Regions from separate parts of the Mus musculus genome. Here regions 1 and 3 are each linked to region 2. A link is a loop called in an ENCODE intact Hi-C map of the cell type or tissue named here. Cell type or tissue: gastrocnemius. All regions are shown on one strand.

What was found. Hi-C counts contacts between places; a loop is a spot of excess contacts. Peaks named below come from ENCODE experiments on the same cell type or tissue, not always from the same donor. Only the 100,000 strongest peaks of a DNase experiment are listed, where the experiment ranks them.
Region 1: it touches region 2 in a loop (2.3-fold over the local background); 36 of 42 quality-filtered maps call a loop at or near these places.
Region 3: a loop joins it to region 2, with 10 times the contacts of the local background. A loop is called at or near these places in 14 of 42 quality-filtered maps.

What each region holds. Positions count from the first base shown.
Region 1 is chr10:93,279,903-93,287,902 of GRCm38, forward strand. It overlaps Elk3 (ELK3, member of ETS oncogene family), which reads right to left. Exons shown (of 5, transcript NM_013508.2): 2 at 4,867-5,075. The coding sequence starts at 5,073. Gm32551 (a long non-coding RNA gene) reads left to right here and starts at 5,071. Exons shown (of 2, transcript XR_871953.3): 1 at 5,071-5,361; 2 at 5,868-8,000. In gastrocnemius, a CTCF peak has its summit at 3,601 (motif pointing left); DNase peaks (open chromatin) are centred at 964, 1,525, 2,813 and 3,574; H3K4me3 peaks cover 841 bases; H3K27ac peaks cover 7,124 bases.
Region 2 is chr10:93,422,697-93,430,696 of GRCm38, forward strand. It overlaps Gm40742 (a long non-coding RNA gene), which reads right to left. Exons shown (of 2, transcript XR_871955.2): 2 at 7,589-7,719. Among named protein-coding and RNA genes, the nearest start is that of Gm40742, 4.3 kb to the right of the region's middle. In gastrocnemius, CTCF peaks have their summits at 3,177 (motif pointing right) and 7,034 (motif pointing left); DNase peaks (open chromatin) are centred at 1,520, 3,185, 6,659, 7,420 and 1 more place; H3K4me3 peaks cover 104 bases; H3K27ac peaks cover 4,088 bases.
Region 3 is chr10:93,545,856-93,553,855 of GRCm38, forward strand. It overlaps Ccdc38 (coiled-coil domain containing 38), which reads left to right. Exons shown (of 16, transcript NM_175488.6): 3 at 3,054-3,154; 4 at 4,307-4,472. Among named protein-coding and RNA genes, the nearest start is that of Ccdc38, 9.2 kb to the left of the region's middle. In gastrocnemius, a CTCF peak has its summit at 3,331 (motif pointing left); a DNase peak (open chromatin) is centred at 3,334.

The DNA.
Region 1 (8,000 bases), 140 kb before region 2:
GGCCCTTGAATTGAGTTTGCTGTCATCTTCAGTGTACCTAACAAGAAGAGTGTACTTGCCCAGCATGTGAGGGCCTTGGACCCAATCCTCAGTTCGCAGAAAAAATTAAGGGTACGAGGATGCTGGAGAAACGGCCCAGTCAGTAAAGTGCTTCTGATGTAAGCCAGAGGGCCGACCTCAGCTCTGACCTCTGGTGTGTGTTTGCAGTCTCAGTGCTGGGAAGGTAGAGTCAGGAGGATCCCTGATGCTCACTGAGAGACCCTGACTCAAAAAGTACAGTGGAGACCTGACGTTGACCGTTGGCTTCCACATGCACCCATACATGTGTGCACACAAAAACAAACATATACAAATATGTCGAATAAATAAATAAATACATTTTAAAAGGAGGCTAAGGCCCAGAGAGATTGCTTCTCCCACAGCTGGATTCTAACCCAAATATCTAGTCCAAAGGCCACACTATGCCCACCTCTCTGTTACAGTCTGTGGGCTGGCGGGGGGAGGGGGGCACATGTTTTGAAGGGACACTGAGTAGAGCCCTTCACCCTACCAGATGTCATGAACACATAAACTATTTTCCCTCCGTGTCTTGTTGTATAGCTTTTTTTTTTTTTTACACATTTCTCCTCTGCCCACTTTTAATATGCTGGAATAAGCTAAAAATACAACATATACCATATAAAAATAATGCTATTCGCAGGCTTGTCTTTTCGGGCAGAGAAACTTCCCTATTAGGACAAACCAAAGGATGCACATTTTCAGCCGCCAGGGAAAGGACGCTATAGAAGGCAGCAGACAAAATTACCACAGCTTGCAGAGCGAGACAGTCATAGAGCTATCCCGCTCACAGGCTGAGTGTGAGGGAGGAGGGTGTCAATGACTGTCACACTGACAAGCAGAAGGGGCCAGCCTGGATCTGCCTGTGAAACAGAGCAGGACATCACACCCAGGCCCTCGTGACCCAAGGGCTTCATAGCCATAGAGGCTCTGAGCCAAGCGTGCCCTTCCAGTGAGAGGTCAGACATTTATGTCGGCCGTGATTGCCAGCCTAATGTCGGTAGAGTTAAACTCGTTTAAACCAGTTTGACCGATGCAGCTCACCAGAGTGCAAGGCTGGCAAGGCTGGCAAAGCTGGAAGCGTTGGCCAGAAAAAAATGCAAAATAGATGATCTTAATGCCACAGTGGCCACTGTCTTCCTGCGTTTGCCTCTTGGCTCTTCTGTTCCTCCCTTCTCTTTTCCCTTTCACCATCCTGCCCTTCTCTTCCCTCCTCCCCCTCTTCTTTCCTTTTCTAACTGTATTGCGACTCTGCTGTCGGCCATGGCTGGAGTGTGTCCCCAGAGTTCCCAAGTCCTCAGTGTGGCAATGCTGTACCTTTTAGGGCTGGGGAGTGTGTCATGTGATCATGTATTATGTCACTGAGGGTGTGGGAGAGATGCTCTTTCAGGGATGGATCGTTTGAGAGTGGGTTGTTGTAAAACAGCAAACCCCACCTCAGTCTCCTCTCACATGCTCCCGGCAGGACGCCATCCTCCTGTTATGACACCACGGCCAAGGGGACCCTTTACCAGAGCCACTGCTGTGCTTCTGTGTCTCCAGAACTCCTTTCTTTATACGCCCAGCCTGGTGTGTTTTGTAATAGCAACAGAAAACAGGCAAATGCGGAGTCTACGGTGACATCTGTTTGGACCTGTTTCAGTATTAAAACCCTTGATAATAAAAACTCCTGACCTTAGAACAGCGTATGGGCATCATACCTGATCTCAGACGTTCCAAGACAGCAGTGAAGGTTTGTGTCTTAAGGAACAGCACAGGACAGGTGGGTCCCCGGGCCCTGCCACCCACTGGCTGCATAGGCTTAAGTGTCTCCCAACCAAATCTGAATGTTCTGTTTCATATAGGAAAACTGGTGCAGGACCTGTCCTAATGGGAGTGCCATCTCGTCTAAAGAGAACAGGAAGTGCCCAGGACAGAGCCCTAGACTCCTAACAGACTAACAGCTATGAAACTGCTTGTTTAAAAAAGCTGTGTGTGTATGCATGCATGTGTTTCTGTATATATGGATTATACTTGTGTGTAGGGGTATGTGTGTGTTCGTGTGAATGTATATTGTACTTGTATATACATGTGTTTGTGTACATATGTGTGTACTTGTCAATGTATGTGAATTGTACTTGTGTGGTACATGTGTGCATATGTAGGTATGCTTTTGAGTATGTCTGTTGTACTTCTGTGTATATGTGTGTGCAGATACATGGGAAACATGTGTGTGTGTGTGCATGTGTGTATGTGTACAAGTATGCACATGCATGTAGAGGCCAGAGGACTTCAGACGTCATCTTTAGGAACACCTTTGTGATAGGAACATCCTTTGTGACAGGGTCTCTCTTTGGCCTGGAGCTCGCCTATTAGGCTAGGCTAGCTGGTCGGTAGCCCTCAGGATCTACCTGTGACTGCCCTGCTCAGCGCAGGAATTACCATCGTGAATAATCATGAACCATCATGCCCAGCATTTCTTCAGGGGTTCCATGAGCTCAGGGCCCTCTGCTTGTGGGGGAGGCACTTTACTGTCTGTCTCTCCCTCCGACCCGCACCAACCTGAAGTTGCTCACTCCAGAGATCACAGGCTTGTCTCCACAAAGGCTGTCAGCCACTAACAATCAATCCCCTGCCTAGGACACAGATCCCTTCATGCTGACGGGACAAGCGCTCAGGTTCAGTGCCCAGGACTTGAAGAGATGACTCTAGTCCCAGGCCCAGGGGCAAGCCCTCTTTTCTTTGACACCTTGATTTAAAACAATAGAAAGGCCACGTTTCTGGGCTCTCTGCCAGCAGGCAAGACAGACTGTTTTCCTGCAGGGCCCTCAATTCTCATGGCAGAACACAGAACTTGGGAACAAAACGCAAAGCTAGACGCCATCTGCTTGGCTTCCGGACAGTGCAATTAGCTGAGAAGTGCCTTTACATCTTCGTAGGACTGCATTAAGTCGGGATTAATTAATTGCCGTGCTAATGGGAAGCACCTTTAGCGCCGCAATGACATAATCGCATGCTATTAGGAGCACAGAAAGGAGCCCTTTATAATTAATGACGTCTTCATTTCCTGAAACGTGTAATCCTTGTGTCCTCAATTCCAAAGAGGTTTGCAGACAGAAGGCACTAAATATAGATCCGGAACTAATATTTAAATCACTTTAAGATTCACCTTTCCATAAGAGTAATGAACCCAGAACAAAAGTTCCCTTGGGTTTCTAGGATTCTAAACCTTTTCGTCCATCAGGTTAAGTAGTCGGCAAGCATGGGTTCAAACAGAAATGGCCAATAATTACCGGCCTGATAGATTTATCCTAAATAGAACAAGTTTTGCCCTACCAAGCATACAAACTAATTTGCAAGACATAAATTAAACTCATTCCAATTGTCCTTGCTGTGATTCACCTTAAAAAGTACTCTAGGAGCCGGAGAGGCAGCTTAATGGTTAAGAGCACCGGCTGCTCCTCCAGAAGAGCCAGTTCAATTCCCAGCTCCCTCATGGCAGCTCACAACTGCTGTGATTCCAGTCTTAGGGGGAATCCAACGCCCTCTTCTGGCCTCCATGGGTACTGCATGCAAGTTATGTATAACGCATGCAAGTAAAACATCCATTATACATAAAACAAGTATACTTTTTCTTTAGTTATAGCACTCTGTGCCTCACTCCCATGATGTAAAAATGAGACTGGCTTTGTTTCTAATTGGAGGAGTTACTAATAAGCCAAATGTCACAGGCCAAGCACAGATCCAAGTACTTAGCGCGCAGTAGTTCAGTGAATCCTCATAGAGATCCCGACTGTGGAATTGCTATGTCTCCCATTTCACAAACAGAGATGCTGAAGTGCCCCGTGGTAGTAATATTGTGTCCAGGGTTGGAAGTGTAACTCAGTGTTGGAAAACTTGCCTAGCACGTACAAGGCCCCAGGACACAATCCCCAGCACACAAGTGGTAAAATACAGCAACCCCCAAACTACTATTTCCCTGGAAAGGACCTTCTGACCGAACTCCTGACCAGAAAGAACAGACAGACTTTGAAGACTGTAATTCATTTTTGTTTGTCTTGTTTTTTGTTTTTTTTTTCAAGCTTTTAGGGTTTCCTCAATGTAACCCTGGCCATCCTGGAACTCACTCTGTAGACCAGGCTGGCCTCGAATTCAGAGATCCACCTGCCTCTGCCTCCCGAGTGCTGGGATTAAAGGTGTGCTCCACCATGCCCAGCTCAGACTGTAATTCTTATTGTCCCCAGAGCCAGTTGACATCTTACCCCTGCTGCCAGCCTGATGCCAGTAGATGCCCGGTCTTCAGCAAATTACATATGAAAGCGGGGGAGGGTACAAAAACTGAGCCTCAGGAACATACCAAGGGTTCCCATGGGATGGGAAAACCTCAGCAATTTGTTTTTATCTCAACATTAAAGGTATGGATTGCCTCCATTTTCATGTGTTTTCTGTGATTTGCTTGTACACACATGTGTTCATGTTCATGTACATGTATGTGTTCATGTGTAGACATTTTTTTTTTGAAAACAGGGTCTCTACGTGCCGAGAACTTGGAAATTAGGCACCCACAGATCCTCCGGTCTCTGCTTGTCTGGCTCTGGGATACCAAGCATATTCCACCACACCATGCCTTTGCACTGGGCTCCAGAGATTAACTTCAGATCCTGTGCCTGTAGGGCAAGCTCTTCACTAACTGAGCTGCCTCCTAGTCTCCGCTTCTGTTTTCTGATTGGATGCACAGCCCAGGCTCCTCCTCAGTGAACTAAGAGAGGTGAGCCCTCCCTGCCCCCCCACCACCACCCCCCACTCCCATGATGCCAAGGCTTGCTTTACCTTGTCGTAATAGTATCTCAGCGCTCTGCTCAGCTTGTCGTAGTTCATGTTGGTCTTGTTCTTGCGGAGGCCCCACAGCTTGGCCACTTCTTCCGCCTTGAGGAGCTTGAACTCGCCATCGTTCGATGTCCAGCAGATGAGGTGCTCATGTTTCTGGTCCAGCAGCAAGTGCAAGAGGAACTGCCACAGCGTGATTGCACTCTCCATACCTGGGAGGTGGGCAAGAGGCAGGCAGGTCAGAGCGGGTCTGCAGCTCAGGCGCTGCGCGGGGGCTCTGCTCCACAGAGCTTAAGAGAAAGTACTTTCTACCCCACCCCCAATGGACTGCCTAGCCACACACAGGTTTTCTGGTTGCACAGTTATGAGCAGCCCCGATGCAGGAACACAATGGCAGTGCCCCGAGGTCCTGAAATTCACCAATCACAAACCAGCGGAGACCACACTGTGCTGGGAGCTACTTAGAGAAAACTGACTAAAGGAATGAACACCTGTGTGGTAAGTTCCCATTGGCTAGCTCCATCTATTCCCACCCACCACATCAACTGCATCTTGGTCAGTCACACTTGCTGAAGTGTGGCCATGAGTGTCTGCTAGGGCTTAGTGAAGTCACACAGGGGCCTAGGGTCATGAAAGTATAGATAGCATCTCCTGGTTAAACTGTCCTTTCACCCAATATAGCCAGCCCTGCTTTGCAGGGAGGGGAACTCAGTTACTCTTTACACAGTCAGCCATCTCAGAACCCAGGACAGGGCTTGCATAGAGCAGATATGGAGTCAGTAGACGCTGGTTAAAGAATCAGTTGTCGCCAACTGAAGGAGGAGTCCTTCAGTTTCCTAAGCACTTGTCATATAGTCGCCCAAGCCCCAGTTTCAAGCACACCGGCAGGAAGTGTTTTTCCCACCAGGAGAGGAAATACCATAAAACAATGTTATCCTTCATCTTTGCCTGTAGCATGAACTCTGCTGTTCCTTCCTCCTGACATGCTGCTTGCTACTTCTTAGGCCCTGATGGACTCTGCTCAGCCATACAGACGCAGTTCAGATGGGATCACTGGACTGTCATGATCTGAATTTTGATCACTTGAGTAGTATTCACAAGAAATCACCCTTTTGTTCTATTACACTTATTTATTGAGTGTGTGTGCACCCATACAAAGCATGGCTTGGGCATGAAGGTCAAAGGACAACTTGCAGACGTCCATTCTTTCCTTCCAGTCCTGGGGATTGAACTCAGGGAGTCAGACTTGCTGGTAGGCACCTTTAGACCCACTGAGCCAGGTTGCCAGCCTTACCCATTTATTTTACTAACATCCATATCATTAGGAAAAGCCTTCCTCCAGGATAGCTGGTGAGAGCGAACACTGTGGGTGTTTTGACCTGGGCAAACAGAGCTGAGATTTGGAAGCTGGGTCTAGGAGGCTCAGCAAAGATCTCAAGCTGGAGTTTGGGGGTTCTACATCAAGACACACAAAAGCCAAGCCGTGAGGCGGAGACAAGCCTGTCAGGATGAGGAAACTCCATCTGTGGCAAGGAGACATTGGGGTCTGTTAGGGACAGCCCACGGTGACAACGATGAGTACAGCAACAAAGATGACTGGAAGGCAGAATAATGGCCACGAGGAGAGTTTTCTACAGTGAGTCTCCCTCAGCACCTATTCTCATTGCTCTTCATAAAGCAGCTTCTAAGTGGCCTAGGAGCCAGAGAGAGGCAGGCAACTATCTTTGGACAGACTTCAAACTGCCTGACATCTTTCTGCATCTTCAGGTAGGTCCCACGGGGCAGGAGTATTGCTCAGTGGTGAGCGCTTGGCCAGCACGGACCCTGTGTTCTACCACACCACCACAGAAGCAGGTTTGGGATTCTGATAGCAACATCCCATTGAAGTATGAACCCCGCCACCACCACCCCCCAGTCACCCCTAACAAGCATTCCCTCCCTGCTTCCTCACAGACCCAGCCAGAAGAAAGAATCCTGTTGCTCCTCTGAGCACCGTGGGTGCCACCTGGGTGTCTCTGTTAAAGACAATCCAGACTAAGAACGTGCTACAAAAACCCCACGGGATGTTTTATTTATAACTCTTTAAAGGGGGTATCCTTAAAGAGATCACCCTTCACCACAGCAGTCACTGGGTCTGTAAGAGTCAGCCCTGTTACTGCTGACTTCAAACCACACCAGCGACTCCTGAGCTCTGAAAGAGCTCCTGGAAGGACGTGCCAGCATTATGGCTCCAGCTCCTAATGAGCTCAAATAAGCCACACACGTTTCAAATTCATGGGTGTCTCCAGCCAAATCTTCTGGCAGTGAGTTTTTCAAAGATCTTTGAAATTTAGTGGTCACTCAGAGGAGCCTTCCTGGAGAGGCAGAGAGATGCCAGCCAGTTTGGAGTTCTGCAGAGAGGGGAAGTGCTCAGCCTGCCTCTCTCTTCCCAGCTTCACTCCTTTAAGGGGCCAGGCAGCCAGAGCCGCACTGAAGCAAGTCCCTATATCCTCAGCACACTGAGAGTTGGGCTTAGCTATGTATCTTGAACTAGTCAGTGAAATACTGGGTTGAAGCGATGAGATACATAGAATTTACCTCAATTTGATCAAAGCCTGGCACAGGTTGAGTCTGAAGAAGCAGAAGTAAAATAAATACCACAGTGAGCCAAGGACGCTTGGGACTGTTTGTTACAAAGCATCACCATAGCTAAAGCTGACTGCTACAACATCACACATATTTGTTCCTCCCTTCACTAGGATGCCCTTGGGAGCTCAAGGAGGCATGAAAGGGCAGGCAGGGAAGAGGCCTTTGGTGGTGATGGGGCAATCAGCTTCAGGATCGCCCACATTTCTGGAATACAGGAAATGGACCCACAGAAGGCCAGGGTGGAAGATAAGGACCTCAGAGTCACCCAACAACTCTTAGGACAGAGCCCAGTCCCTGAGGTGGCAAACTGCAGCAGGATCACTCAGAGTTGCAGTGAGCAACTGTGCTCCCTGGAGGTGTCTGGGGGCTCAGGCTTCATGTGCGGAAAGCGTCCCACCCAGCACAGACTGGCCCTTCTTCCAAGCTCACGCCAGCCACTGCTCTGCCCTCCTCCATGCCACAGTTTTGACGACTGAGTCACACAAAGTTCTACTTTGTGTTGGAAGCCC
Region 2 (8,000 bases):
GGACCTCGCTATTGGAGCTGCTCTTTACATTATTTTCTTTCTCATTGGCAGTGCTGATTCTGTGCTCTGTCCTAGCGCTGAGCCGTCCACTCCAGCTGTAAGGCTGGAGTCAAGTCATCTCAAGTCACTCACTGGACAGGGAGACAACGGGTGCCTCCCCAAGACACTTTATGCTGACAATCTGAGTAGCTAATTGTTGCCAAACCAGCCAAGGGAGCCCTCACAAAAAGAAGTCATGTTGTGTTGTAACAATTAAGCCTTCAAGCCCCTTTAGCTCCGTGGCAGCCCAGTGACTCACTGACGAAGCATGGCCGAAGTCTACACAGCATGGCCAAAGTCTACACAGCCCACGGGGTGCAGACTAGTTCACCTGGTGAACAGCTCAGCTTGTGTGCCCTTCAGCCCCCTTGGTCTCTCTACACTGGGGTCTGTGAGAAAACAAACCCAAGCTCGAGTATTTCATGTCATTTCCTCATTCCTCCGTGTAGAGTGTTTATTTCCCTGAACCTGTTTGTCTGTGATGGGGCCAGTATGTGGCAAGGGAGAGTAATTTCACGGAGATGAAACCCACAAACAATTAATCATCTCTAAGTGAACAAGTTAGCTCAGCAGAACTTCCCATCACCTTCCTCTTTCTCATGTTCCATTGCCTCCCAAGAAAACTCTTCGACCATTAAGCCAGCCAGCCCCCAACAGTGTGTGCCTGGTGTCTTCATAAATGACGGATGTAGGTCATGAGGGTCTGAAGTGAGGGGCAGGGAACCTCTAACCCTGGGATGAAATCAACACACATCTCCTGTTGGTTCATAACATTGAAGGCTGTGCAACCGAAGAACTCCAGAAAGACGGTCACGAGGGTGACAGAGTCCCCTAATGTAGGAGGGCACACTGTGTATCAGACAGAACTTGCAAGGGACTGTGCAGAGGCCACTGGGCTGTCTACAATGGCAAGCATGAGAGGCTATGCTGTAGGGTGTGAAGTTTCTCCTAGGACACATTCTTGGGGGATATAGTAAGAGATATGTCAAAAACCCACTCTTAATTGGCCTTGAGTTTCTGGGTTCAGGAGAAACCAATGAGTCACTGTGGGGAGGTGCCCATCTCTCTCCCTGTCCACCGAGTGCCTTGAGATTTCCTGCCTTGCAGATGGAGTCAATTTCTTCTTAAAGGAACTTTTGGCTTTCTTTTAACAGCAGGAACCGACTTTCCTTGTTGTGTATAAAATCTGGTACAACCACATTTTCAGAGACCACCATTACTTCCTGCAGGGCCCTGCTTAAAGCAACTATTATCCCATTGGTTTCCGCTTCCTGATGTCTTTCCTGCCAACCCGGATCATCACAAAGCCAGCAGCTTCTGGGCTAAGAACAAGCTTGAAAGGCTAACCCTGCTTTGTTCAAAATTTGGACTTCAACCATGGAGATGCTTTGCATGGGATATATTGAAAAAAGAACAAGCCAAGAGGGCAGCCTGCCGGGGACAGCTGGAGCTGCCCGGGCTGCTCAGAGCTGAATGGTCTCATCCTTCATCGAGCAGACCCCTGACAATAGTGCAGGCCTCATGGTGGGAGATACAAGAGGTAGGATCTGGTCCTAGGTGTCATGTATAAGGTGCCAGACACTATTCTTGGTGTTTCACCCACAGTCAATCACACGAGTGTGACAGCCCTGATATTTTATGATCTATGGGCTTGGTGCCCAGGGTGGGGATTGTCCATGATGGGGTTTGATCTGCATCCACCTGACTCCAACAACAAGAAAAACAGAGCTTCCTCTTCTAGTTTCCGCCGTGCGCAGTCTCTTTAGGACGCGGTGAAGCTCTGGAAGGAGCAGAGAAGGGAGAGACACACATCTATCTCTCACGCACATCACACACACAGTTATCCTAAACCTCTCTTAGCAGATCCATGCTCCAGGAGGTGAAAGCTGCTGTCCACTCTGCCGAGGCCTGTGGACACTTTGCTTGGGTATCTCTGAAGATGCAGCACTCACATGGGAACTCTGAATAAATGCATCCTCACCAAGCAGCTGCAAACCTTAACGCCAACGCACAAGGACAGAGTTGGGGTGCTCTGAATAAAGACGAGGAATCTTGGTTGGGGGAGGCTTGAAGGAGAGTGTGTGTTTAACCCTTTGACACTGATATGAAGATGTCACCCCAAAAGTTTATTTTTGATAAATACATACTTGAGGTTTTAAAAAATCAGGGGGAGGGGGGAGCGGGGGAGGGAGAGTCTCATAATGTTTTAAGTGTATTTTTGTTGAGTGATGTTCACAGTTTCCCTCGGCATCATGCAGTCCACCGGCTGCAGGTTGAGTGTGTCCTGGAGAGATGAGGAGCCAACCAGTATAATGCTACTACCATCTTAGTTTGTAAATTTTTAACTTTATTTGTGTGTGTGTGGGGTGGGGGGGACACAAACTTATACCCAGAAGTCCAGGCTGACCGCAGACTCTCTACATAGCCCAGGATGGCCTCAAATTTGTGGTAATACTCCTGACTCAGCCTCCAGTATGCTGGGATTGCAGGCATGAGCCACCTTTCCTGGCTTAATAATGCTAAACAGTGGGTGCTGCAGGGTCTCACCGTGCATCCTGTTTTCAACCAGGTTGTAGAAGGTGTGTGTATGGGTGCACATGTGAGCCGGCGTGTCTGTGCCTATGTGGCAGCATGTGTGAATCCATCCTTCAAGGAAGGGCTAAACAGCCATGTGTGAAGGAGTTACTGTCTCAGGGGGACATTTGGAGTCACAGGGCATGGTAGTGGGATGATGAGAGGCCCGCTGGTTTTAATATTGCTTCCCAGAGATGCTTCGGGAAGAGTGAGGAGGTAAATTGGCTGTTGTGAGTGATCTGAGATGAGTCCAAAAGTAGGAGGCAGCTGCTGGCAGGAAGTAAAGGGAGGCTCACTGTTGCCTGGCCCTTCCATAGAACACAGGCACAAAAGGAGAAGAAAGCAAGGGGGCTTGTTTGCCCTTGCTTCCTGGTGTAGACATGCTTTCATTTCAAGATCATCTAAAGAGCTTTCTGGCTTCACAAGCCAGTTAGCAGGAACTTTAGGGAGTGCCCCAGCAGCATACCTGGGCAAGGCTAGGGTGAGGCTCTCATAGAAGCCATGGAGAATGCATTGTATTAAGGACTAGTCATACCTTAAAATAGTCATGCAAGTGAAGCCTTTTGGACACTAGAGGGCGCCATTGACACACAAATGGTGCTTCCAGGCCCACACCACTTCACTGCAGAGGACACCCCACACAACTTAACTACAGTCTAACTTCTTGAAAGTTGAGCCTCCTATTCAACTTCACACCAGTTCAGTGGGATCGGCCTAGTCTTGAAGCAGGAAGCTCACAGGGGCCAGTAGCTGCAGGTTTTCCCAACAGACCTCACCTTCTAAAAACCCCTTAACATCAATGAAAGCAATGACACCTCAGATTCCAATGTCTTGGGGGAATTGCATCAGAAGTGTGCGGTGGAGAGATAGCTCAGTACTGACTGCTCTCCCAGAGGACCTGGGTTCAATTCCTAGCACCCACATAGAGGCTCACACCTGTTTGTAGGGCTTGTGATACACTCACATAGACATACTTGCAGGCAAAGCACCAATGAACATAGAGTGCAGAAGGGGAGAAAGAGAGGAGGAAGAGAAAGAGAAAGGAGAAGAGGAGGAGGAGAAAGAGGAAGAGGAGGAGGAGGGAGGAAAGCTAAGTGAGTTAGTAAGAATCTGAACATGTTTACAAAGGAGTTGTACTTTACTAGAGAGAGAGAAAGGAGAGAGAGAGAGAGAGAGAGAGAGAGAGAGAGAGAGAGAGAGAGAGAGAGAGAGAGAGAGAGAGAGAGAGAGAGAGAGAGACAGGCAGGTTCTTGGAAGGACTCTCTAAATGCCTGAAATGATATGAAAATTTATTGCTTGGTTAATAAGAGGTCTTAGGGTAAGATAAAATGCAAAGCTAGACAACATAATGGCTCTGAAAGTCAAAGATTCAGGTCTCATTCAACAGGTCAACTTTGATCCAGCTATAGTCCCTTCATGGTCACAAGACATCAGTCATTGTTCTAGAGTGACAGAGAACAATCCCTCTCTCCCTTCTTCCCTCCCTCTCTCCCTTCCTGCTTCCCTGAATGTACATCTGTGTGAGTATATGAGTGTGTGAATGTACATGCATATGTCTGTGTTCATGCATGTGTGTGCACATGTCCACGTGGTGTGCATGTGTGTGCACTAGCACAGAAAAGAAATCTCCTCAAGAAAAGTACTCCATTAAACAAACAAACAAACAAACAAACAAACAATTTGGCCAGCGGTGGTAGCGCATGCCTTTAATCCCAGCACTTGGGAGGCAGAGGCAGGTGGATTTCTGAGTTTGAGGCCAGCCTAGTCTACAAAGTGAGTTTCAGGACAGCCAGGGCTACACAGAAAAACACTGTCTCGAAAAACAAAAAACAAAAAACCAAAACAAAAAACCAAAAAAATTTAAAGTACTTTTAAAAAAATGGTTAAAAAAAAGCATTTATTTTCTTCATGTGAATCAGCCTTGCTGTAGAGGGGTTCCATTGTGATGTTCTGACATTTTTAGGCTTGTTTAGAGTTCTACTGTCAATGGCACCTCCCAGTTCATAAAAGTGGATCCAAGGGAAAGTAAAGAGTGGGTGGATATTATTGTTGTTGTTGTTATTACTGTTATTATTAAACAGGAGCTGTCCTTGAGACTTAGTATTTCCTATTTCCCAACAGCTAAAACCTATATTCACCAAGCCATACCTTACAGCCAGAGAGGCCAGGAATTGCCATCTGTATCTGAGCATACAGACAAGCAGGCACATTCGAGTTCCTTTCTAAGTTAAGTATTAACACAATTGGTCAACAAAAGTTGGTTGAGAGATAGAGATTTTTCTTTCATTCCATAAACAGAGTAGCACCTACACCACGCAAGATGTTGTAAGATATCTAGAAATGATTGGAGTTATATGTAGGGATGTGTGCACATTGCATGAAAATCCTGTACCGCCTGCCTCGGTGTCCCCAGTGCTGGAATTAAAGGCATGCACTACCACACTTGGCTCGTCTTTCCATTAATTAGTGCAAGTCCGTTATTTTTATAGGGCCCGTGGTTGTGCAAAACCAGCCTATATTTCCTAGTTTCCTTCATAGTATCTGAGAGTTTTCTGAGGTCAGCCTGGTCTACAAAAAGGGTTCTAGGATAGCCAGGGTTGTACACAGAGAAACCCTGTCTCAAAAAACCAAATGATAGGAAGAAAGAAAGAAAGAAAGAAAGAAAGAAAGAAAGAAAGAAAGAAAGAAAGAAAGAAAGAAAGAAAGAAAGAAAGAAGAAAGAAAGAAAGGAAGGGAAAAAGAAAGAGAAAGAAAGAGAAAGGAAGGAAGGAAGGAAGGAAGGAAGGAAGGAAGGAAGGGAAAAAGAAAGAGAAAGAAAGAGAAAGGAAGGAAGGAAGGAAGGAAAGGAAGGAAGGAAGGAAGGAAGGAAGGAAGGAAGGAAGGAAGGAAGGAAGGGAAAAAGAAAGAACGAGAAAAAGAAAGAAAGGAAGGAAGGAAGGAAGGAAGGAAGGAAGGAAGGAAGGAAGGAAGGAAGGAAGGAAGGAAGGAAGGAGAGAAAATGGAAATCAGCAATTGGGAATCTCCACCACGTTCTTTGCAGCTTAGATTTCTCCTTAGATTTTTTATGAGCGGCAAGGAACAGAACTACGCACTGCACCAAAGCATTCACAGAGAGTGGTCTATGCTGCTACCAAATGTATCTTTCCTCTCCTTTGGAACCTGACATCTGTGCTTAGATAAAGATGGAGCCAGAATGACCCAAGAATACCAAAGGGTCCTTCTATTGCATGTTGATAGTTGGGGTTCGGCTGTCTTAGAGATGAAAAACAGAGTGAACTATCTGTTACCCAGAGAGGTTCAGGCCCCCCAAAGGAGTCTGGAACAATGAGTGATTTCAATGCAATCGCCTCTTTATCAGCATCAAGGGCTTTATCTCGAGAGAAGGATAAAGAAGAAGAGAAGCTGAAGAAAGAACAACTGGAGGCAGAGGCAGGCGGATCTCTGAGTTCGAGGCCAGCCTGGTCTACAGAGCAGGTACTGCCACTTGCCTTAACATTATCAGAACACATGAATCCACGCTACATGTTACATGTTGGTTTTCTTTTAATTTCTCCGTTGATGGCCAATACTGGTAATCCTGCTAAAGCCAATCAAAGATTAAGCGCTCAGCAGGGCAGGATGCAAAGGGACTATCTCAGAGAAAGGACATTGCCAGGAGGTGTGAGACACTGAGAATTAGGCTTACAGGTGAGTACTAGGACCAACTCTGCTGGTCCGCATATGCATGTCTTAACCCTCAGTCTGATAGGACCTTCTGGGACATCTTGAGGGTTAACTGAAGTCCTGGGGCATGACCTAAGCCCCTAGAGCTGGTGTTCTCACAGAAGAGGAAAAAAACCTGGCTTTGAACACGGATGTTATTTTGTTTCTTAACACAAACTAGAGTCTTCTAGGAAAAAAAAGAGCCTCCATTGAGAAAGTGCCTCCAGCAGATTGGCCTGTGGACATGTCTGTGGGCTAGCCTTTTCTCTGTTAATGACTGATGTGGGAGAGCCTAGGTCACTGCGGGTGGTGCCCCTCTGGGTAAGAGGGCCTGCGATTCGGTTTCTGCCGCCAGCTTCCTGCCTTGGGTTTCTGCCTTGACGTCCTTTCACGATGAACCTTGGGTTATAAGTAGTGATAAACCCTTTCCTCTTGGCAGCCTGCTTTGGGGCACGGAGTTGTATCACAGCTCTGGAAAGCAAACTAGGACAATGGACTTCCAACCTCAAGCACTGAGAGAAAAGGAGTGTGTTTAAGCTACTTGGTCTGGGGTTTTGTCACTGAAGCCTAAGCGAAGTAGTATGTATTAAATGGAGAAAGGGGGAACTGTTTGTGACAGGAAAGAGCAGGCAGAGAGACTGGAGCTTAGGGAGTGGCCTGAAGGGTCAAATCCCTTCACACCGCTGGGCTTCAGGAGCAAATGAGGCTCTACTGCCATCTAGTGGCAACATAATTAACTCATTCATTCATTCATTCATTCATGGGCTGTTCCAAATGGGCAAGGCTTTCTGTTGAGTAAGTGATGTTGGTGAACACGGATTAACACCCATTGTTGAATATTGCTACTTTCCCCTTTCCTCTCCCTCCCCCCCCCCCCGCATCTTTTTCTTTCAGACAAGATCTCACTATGAAATCCAGGATGGCCTGGAATTGGCAATGCCAACATCTCAAGTGCTGGGATTACAGGCGTGGGCTCCCACGTGCTTTGCATAGGGAAATTATTCAAGCTTTAGTACAACCCTCTGGCATAAGTACTAGGACTTCTGTTTCACAGAGGAGAAAGCCGAGATCCTGAGACATTAACAAGCCAACCCATTGACGAGCCAATTGACAGACAGCCAGTCAGTGGGAGAATCCGACCTTCTCCAGGGAACCTGGCTTGGGGACTCTACAAACACACTCTTTGCTACGGAGGCTATTAGAGAGTCTTCGTCTTACAAACCAACTGCTTTAGAAGAGTCACGTAAAAGAACAGTGATGAAAAGAGGCAGCATAACATATAACCTGTCCTCTTAGATTCTGGCTTTGATTCACCATCAAGAGCTAATGGAGGGCACATTCGGCTAACACCATAAGTCCTTGGGTTTGGAGCATCCGGCCAAGACTGAATAGAAAGTCTTCGTTCTGCAAGAGAGAGGGACACAGAAGGAGTAAGAAGAGAGAGAAACTATACAGAGTTATGCTATCCAAATTAGTAGCCACTAAACAGTGTGTGCGTGCGTGTGTGTGTGTGTGTGTGTGTGTGAAGGCCAGATGTCAACAGTATCCAGTGTCTCCCTCAGTTCAATCACTCACTACCTTAGTGTTTGAGCCAGGATCGCTCACCCAACCTGAGCTCACTGATTTCACTAGCCTGCCTAGCCAGCAAGCCCCACGATCGTCCCATTTCCTCATAGCAAGGATTA
Region 3 (8,000 bases), 120 kb after region 2:
CAATGTGATAAAAGGTTCTGTTCTCTGAGAATGAGACAGAGAAGAGGGAGAAGGAAAGGAGGGGAGCGCGGGGAGGGGGGAGGGGGGAGGAGGGGAGGAGCGTGGGTGCAATCCCTTTTGAAATTCCATTGGCTTTCCCTTCAAAGTATTCCGCAGAGCCCAGCCAGAGCTTCCCCCACTTCCCCCAGCTCTGCCCCCATTGTCTGGGCCACTTTGGTTTCAACCCTAGCTCTCCGGGTCCTACTTGCTTCTCATTCACCTGCAAAGAAGCCCACTAACAATCCATCTTACTGAGAGTCAAGGCATGCAGGACACTAGCTGACCCCAGACCCCATGGCTGCCTCTCTCTTTCCTGCCGCAGGGCCTTTGCATTTTCTGTTAGGAAGTCAGAACTGCTTTTCCACAGATCTGTCACTTCATCAATGGCTCTGTCCCTCCACTCAAGTTTGCTCACCCCAGGCCTTGTCACTTGAAGGATAAAAATGTTCATTTGTTGTGTTTATTATTTGACACCCCCCCCCACCTCTGTCACTTGAGCACAATGTAAGGGCAGAGTCCCTGTTTTGTTTACTAATGCGCATTCCCCAATGTATAGCCAAGGCCCTTCCTGCATGTTTATGGAATGAATAAATTAGAACCAGGAAAACAGAAAGGGGCAAAGCTAAGAAAGCTAAGAAAGGAGTCTATGTGTCACAGGTTGAGTAATAGTCCCCTATTAGTACATAGTAATAGTAATAGTACAATATACATACATTGTATTCCTTGGAGCCTGTGAATATGTTACACAAAATAGACCTTTTAAAGTGTGATTAAGTTAAGGAGCCTGATATGGAAAGAATATTCTGTATTATCTGACGGGCCTGGGATCACCTAAAAGTCTGAACAAGGTGGAAGCAGGTGTGTCTTAGACAGGGAAGCCAGTGTGACCACGGAGACAGAGGACAGATTTATTCTGTATATCAACGAAGAGGCTGCAAGTCAGGGCACGTAGGCGTGCTCTAACAGCAGAAGACGTAAGCAGTTTCTCCCTAGAGCCTCCAGAGAAACACCCCCCCATTTTGGGGGGGGGGTCATTGTCAGAAGACTCATTTTCAGGCTCCTGACCCCTAGAACTTCAAGCCAGGGGGTTTGTGGCGCTATTCCCAGCTTCCATGGGACACTAATGGGGATGCACTGAAAAGGTTGCTTATCAGCCATGATGTGACTCTCCACACCCTAGAGGGAGATACATATGAGCCTGGAGCAACCTGGATTCAGCCAATGACTCTTGTCAAACTGGCAAGCTGTAGATTGTAGGCCCAAGGGTTGCCTTGCCCTAGACCTGCAGAAGGATCAGGCAGGAGGCTAAAGGGTAGATTCCCATATTCATTGTTGGGTATAAGGTGCTATTCAGGGGATACAATATCAATACTGCCCCCAAAGATCAGTCTACCCAGAACCTGAAAATAAGAACATATTTTCAAAAGGGGTCTTTACAGAGCTAATTAAAGGATCATGGGTTTATGGTCTATCTTGAATACAACTAGCGGCCATGTGTGGGGGTGTGCTCCTTTGATCCCTGCAGAGGCAGGCAAATCTCTGAGTTCAAGGCCAGGTTGGTCTACATGGTGAATTCCAGGACATCCAAGGGTTACATAGTAAAACTCTGTCCCCCAAATCAAAACAACACCCCATTAAATGTAACTGGTGCTTAAATGCATTAAATGCAGTTAGCTTTAGAAGGCTAGGGGTGAAGAGAGGGCAGATGGGAATATGTCCCTATCTGGAATCCATTGTTGTTCAATGGTAAGGGGCACAGGATGATTTCAGGCCAAGTCGTGATCTTAGATCCAGGAAACAGAACCAGTGGAGAGGCTATGCACTGTTGAGAAAAGGACTCACGGGATTACAGAGACAACCATCAAGCTGGAGACTCAGAAAAGCTGGTGCTAGAGTCCAGCCCAGTGCAAAGGCCTGAGCCCAGGGGAGCTGACAGGATCAGCCCCAGTCAGTTGAGCATGGGTGGCAATCTGAGAGGAAATGACCCAGCTCAAACAGCAAGGCACCCATGTGAGAGAGAGTCAGTGGGGAGCATATGTCCCCCCCCTCCCCCAGCCTATTGTCCTACTCAGGCCCTCCGTGGATTGGCTGATGCCCACACATGTTGGGATGGGCGGTCTTCTTTACCAACTCTACCAATTTGAATGCTAAAGTCGCCTGGAAAACCCCTCACGGACATACCCAAAATAACATCTAATTTGGGCAAACCCTAGCCCCAGTCAAGTTAAGACATGAAATTAATCACCACTGATACTCTCTCTGCTGAGCCCTAGCCTGTTGGCCATGCTTCTCCCACACCCTTGCACTGCCCAGGGCCCAGCCTCTGCCACCTAACTGTCTCTCCTCCCTGTATCATGAGGCCTACAATATCATCTGCCTTCTTGACATCTTTACAACCCACAAGGCCGGCCAAGAATCACCCACAGTCTCCTCCCTGTGGCCAGACATGGCCCTCCATGGCTGACACCCCCTTTCCTAGAAGGGGCCCATTATACTCAGCCTTCAATGCATCCAGTTACCTACTGTGTGTGGTACTCTATGCTTAACTCTCTAAGGAGCTGGCAGGCGTGTTCCAAAGTGGCCCCAGCATCTCACTCCTCTGCTACTGATTGGTGGGGCCAGGGTCCTCTTCACATCTCTACATCTCCAAGTGTGAGCTTGTAATAACGCAGACTCCTCATCTCTGGTTCATGTCCCCTGAGATGCTGGGCCCTGAGAGAGTGGGCAGAGAAGATGTGGCTCTTACCGGGGAGACCCAGGAGCTGTACTGCCAGGTTCAACTGGAGGGCAAGATCCATCTGAAACCCACCTTCTCAGAGACCCCTGCATCCCATTTCTCTACTCCAGCTGGTGGGGGCTTTATAATTCTGGCCAATAAAGGAACTAACTACACCCTCCTTCCTTTCCTTCCCTCTCTTCTCTCTCTCTCCCTCTCTCCCTCTCTCCCTCTCTCCCTCCCTCCCTCCCTCCCTCCCTCCCTCCCTCCCTCTCTTTCCTTCTTCCTTTTCTTTTAGATGAAGGAAAAGATGCTGTACTCAAAAAGGAAAGACCCTACAAGATTTTTTTCAAAGATCTCTTCGTTTTCAAAGAAAATGAAATTGCTGCCAGGAAAAAGGTAAGGTTTTCTTATGATCAGCATCCCCAAAGAGGTTAGAGCCAAGTGCTTTCAGCCATAGATCTCACTAGTTTTACGTGTTAAGTCTAAACTAGTTAAGACACGGTGATGCCTTGTCCTATGTTTGGCGCCATTCTGGGAAGACAGTACACAGGGACCTTCAGAGATCGCCACCTAGTGGGAGAAGGCCGCTACACCATGTCATCACCAACTAGCTCCACAGCTCACTCTCCATCTTGTGTCCGACCCCCTAGGGTTTTTCATATTGCTACATTTCAGGTCTAGCTTGCACAGGTGGCATGTTGTACCTCACTGGCCAAGCACAAAATAAAAGTATGTCTTACCATGGATAGCACCTTGGGACCGGCAGATCCTACAGCCAGAGCTGTGTGAAGGAGACAGCAGAGGTCTGCTCTGTGGACAGAGAAGAAAGAGTAGGAAGAAGACCCAAAGCATTCACTGTGGTGGCAGGAGCGGAGTCTTTAAGAATAAGCCAAAGTGTGTCAAAGCTGTTACGGATAAACAAGTTTACACGTGCTTTGAGGATAGAGGAGACGAAAGAACGGGGGTGGTGACGTGGAGAGGCAAGGGAATGCTTTTTAGAGTAATTTAAAATTAAAAAAAAAATCAGCACTGGGCCTGATTTTCTTCCCAAAGGTAATGAATGGGTTAAAGGACTCTCCTGGCTCTTGGTAGGATGAATAAAATAGCCAGAAACATGAAGTGTATTCACCCAGGGGTGGCTTTTCTCTGGGCCTTGAGAGCCTCCTCAAGCTTCACACGAGATTAAACTGAGACGTTGAAAGCTATCCAAAGGGTGGGTTTTCACTACTCTCTATGGAAGTCTGCCTTCCATTAAGTTTTCAGCTCCAGTGAGCTAACAATCTTTGAAATTTCCATATTTTCCCTGATTTAATCTAGAGAGGCATTTTCCTGTCTCCGTTTCTGAGATAGTTTGTATAAGGCCCGCCTTTGCAAGGTTATCCTTGTCTCTGTGTAAGAAAGCAAAGGATGCTGGGTACATTTCTTCCCGGGCGAGCTCCGGAACTGCCTAAGGCCGAAGGTCTTTGCTGTTTACATCTGAGCACCGTTATAACAGTATAATACTTTGGTGCATTAAAATTCCTTTCATGCTTTTCGCATCTTGGGCAGGAGAGAATGAAAAACCACAGCATGAAAATCTACCAGAAGACAACATTTTCGTCCCGAATGAAGAGTCGCTCACACCTTGGCCAGCTAGCTTTTTTCGCTGACGCAGGCAGCTCCTCCTATGAACGTCTGGGGCTAGATCCCACTCTTATTCTCAGGCTGACAGAAGGTAAGTGTGAGGGTTCGAAGAGGTTTTACCCTCTACAGACTCCTGTGTTCGAATGGCTCAGAGGTAGGTAGTGTTACTATTAGGAGGTGTGGCCTTTATAGAGGACATTTGTCACTGTGGGGCGAGCTTTGTCATCTTAAACGTTTAAACTATGCCCAGTGTGAAACAAATCCAGCCTCGTCCTGGCTTCCTGCTAATCAAGGTGGAGAACTCTCTGCTCCTCCAGTGTCATGTCTGCTACAGGCTGCCATGCTTCCTGCCATGATGACGGTGGACGAAACCTCTGAAACTGTAAGCTGGGCCTAATTCAATATTAGCCTCTGTAAGAGTTGTTGTGGTCATAGTGTCTCCTCACAGCAATTGAAATCCTAAGACAGTAAGTCAACATTACTCTTAGTTATTCATATATATATATATATATATATATATACATATATATACACATATATAATTTATTTTATGTACATTGGTATTTCGTATAATATATACATATGTATATATGTGTATATATACACATATATGTATATATAACTTATTTTTTTTAATTTTATGCACATTCAGATAACCTAGAACTGGAGTTATAGGCAGCTAAGAGCTGCCATGTGGTTGCTGGAATTGAACCTGGGTCCTCTGGAAGAGCAGCCAGTGCTCTTAACCACTGAGCCATCTCTCCAGTCCCTATTCTTGGTCTTAAGGTGTGGCTCTGGATATATGCTATTCATTGTACGTTTGGGAGATTTTCTGGTGCTGAGAAAGATGGAATCAGAGCTGCTCTACTGTTGTGAGATAAGCTACCGGAGAACACAACGTGAACTACTTGTTTATTTGTTTGTTTTATCTGTGTAGCCCTGGTTACAATCGCTACAGATCAGGTTAGCCTGGAACTCAGAGATCTACCTGCCTCTGCCTCTGCCTCTGTTGAGATTCAAGACATATGCCACCACTGTCAGGCCAACACAGACATTCTTCAAGTCAAAAGGAAAGTCTTTATTGCTGGACAGTGGCTACATGGGGAACTTGCCCAAATCATGAGGCCCCAAGTCTCACAGCCACTTGTCTTTCATGTAAAAGGCAAAATAACACACGCTTGCGCGCGCGCACACACCCACACCCACCCACCCCCACCCCCCCCACACACACAATATCCTGGTTGGCACACTTCAGTAAGCAAGACACAGAAATATAAAAGCCAAAAATAGCTAGGGACTTTTTATTTGTGGACTTTTCTAGAACTATGGACTAGGTCTCTGTTCCCATTTTGGCCTGCGTGCTGGGTTTCAAGGTCAGAATGGTACCTCTAACATGGTGTCATTCATGTTAAGTTCTGGGGCCTGTTACAATGTGGCAGGTAAGCTCTTTGCCATAGACTCGAGAACAAAAAGAAAGTGGCTTAAGAAGACATTTTTCCAAGAAGATCCTTACTTCACCTGCCTTTGGGAAGGAAGAAAGTCAATGCCAAGTAACAGTGTTGACTTTGTCAAAGCCGAGTTACATGAAAGCGATAGCCCTAGCTAGCTGTACTATTTGAGGTATGGAGATATAGACACTTCCTAAGGTCGGAGGAGCTTTGGTGGTTCAAAACAGGACTCAGGCATACAGCATCAGGAAGCTGATGGGGTGAACAACCTTTCTATCATTGCAAAAATGAGCCTGGTTTATTGACCTGGTCATCAGAAATGTCATAAGCACTTCCTGTGCATCACAGGTCAAGAAGCACCTACACATGGAAGTCCTTTGCAGCTAAACAAGGCCAGAATGGCTCACAAGAAATGGGACTTTGAGGTCAGCAGCTCCCATAGAGAAAGCAAGCCATGAGGCTGGAGAGACGGCTTAGTCAAGAGCCCTTTGCGACTCTTGCAGAAGACCAGGGGTTGGGTCCCAGCATCCTCAACAGTGGATCACCACCTGAGGTGACTTCCTCAGGCACCAGGCACACAGGCATGGGCATGAATGCAGGCAAGATGTTCATCTGCATAAAAATAAATGAATCCATCTTAAGAAAAAGATGGGTTGGCTAGATAGCTCAGCCAGCAAAGGCAATTGCTGCTCTCCCAGAAACTTCAGGGTCTGTTCCTAGCACCCACATGGAGGCTCACCACTACCTGTGACTCCTGCTCTAAAGGATCAGGAACCCTCTTCTGTCCACTTCTGGAACAAAGCAGATATGTGATGCTCAGACGTACACGCAAGGGAAAAACACTTTACACATACAATAAAAATAAATAAATTTTTTTATAAAAAAAACTCTTGGGTTTATTTGTTTTACTATTTTGTGCATATGAGTCTTTTGCCCTCATGTATATAAGTGTGTCAAATCCCCTGGGAACTGAGATTAACAGTCAGTTTTGAGATGCCAGGTGGGTGTTGGGAACTGAACGTGGATCACCTGAAAAAGTAACAAGGGCTCTTAATCGCTGAGCCAACTTTCCAGACCCCAAAAAGCATCTCTTAAAAAGAGGAAGCAACGTTAATTGATTTAGACTGTCTTGCAGATGCATACGTGACTGAAGAGCAGTAAATGGCAGGCAATAGTTAGGGCTCAGCGACAGCACCAGGTCTCAGAGATCCCTGGGTTCCATCTTGTGCCTCCGTGTTGAGTCTTGGGCCATCGAGAACATGTAAAGCGGCAAGTGACATGTTTACAGTTCCTTGCAAAAGAGGTGACAATCCTTGTTACCCTAGCAGTCCTCAGGTAACTAGAAAGCACAGCTTGGCAGGTTTGCAGCCCTCCTCTGTGCTGTTTGCTGTGGAATGGAACAGTTCTGGCCTCTTAAGACTGAATGCCATCGGACAGGCTCCTCCAGAGGGAAGAGTCCAACTTTTATGATCATCTGAGGCTCTCTCAACAATGTGGCAGGTTGCACAGAAAAGCGATATGGAATTTTCACTTAAAGGCATCTCCCTTGAATTGCATCTCAAATCAGCAACTGACTGGAGTGAAATCACTTTTTCTCAGCCTTACAGCCTTTATGAATTCTGATTGAGAAATACATTTTATATAGCACATATTTGTATATATATTAATATATATAACATATATGTGTGTGTATGTAAAATAATCCAGTCATCCCACTTGGGGAGTCTCGACTCCTGTATTTCTGTCTTTGCACTAGTGGTGACCGGCTAGGTCACCATCAGAGGAAATTTACCGATACCTCAATGCCAGTGGCAGATTGGTTTCTTACACCTGCTCATTCTGTACCCAGTGACAGTGAGACTTTGGCTTTCCTGTTAGAGGAAACACCTCTAAACCAGATGTGGAGGGGCACTCCTGCAGTGCCAGAACTCAGGGAGCAGAGTTCAAGGTCATCCTCTGCTCTAGAACAAGTTTGAAGTCAGCAGGGGTTACAGGAGATCCTACTAAAACCAAAAAAAGGGCCGGCAGTGGTAGCACACGCCTTCGATCCCAGCACTCGGGAGGCAGAGGCAAGTGGATCTCTTGAGTCTGAGGCCAGCTTGGTCTACAGAGTGAGTTCCAGGACAGCCAGGGCTATGCAGAAAAAAACCTTGCCTGGAAAAACAAAAACA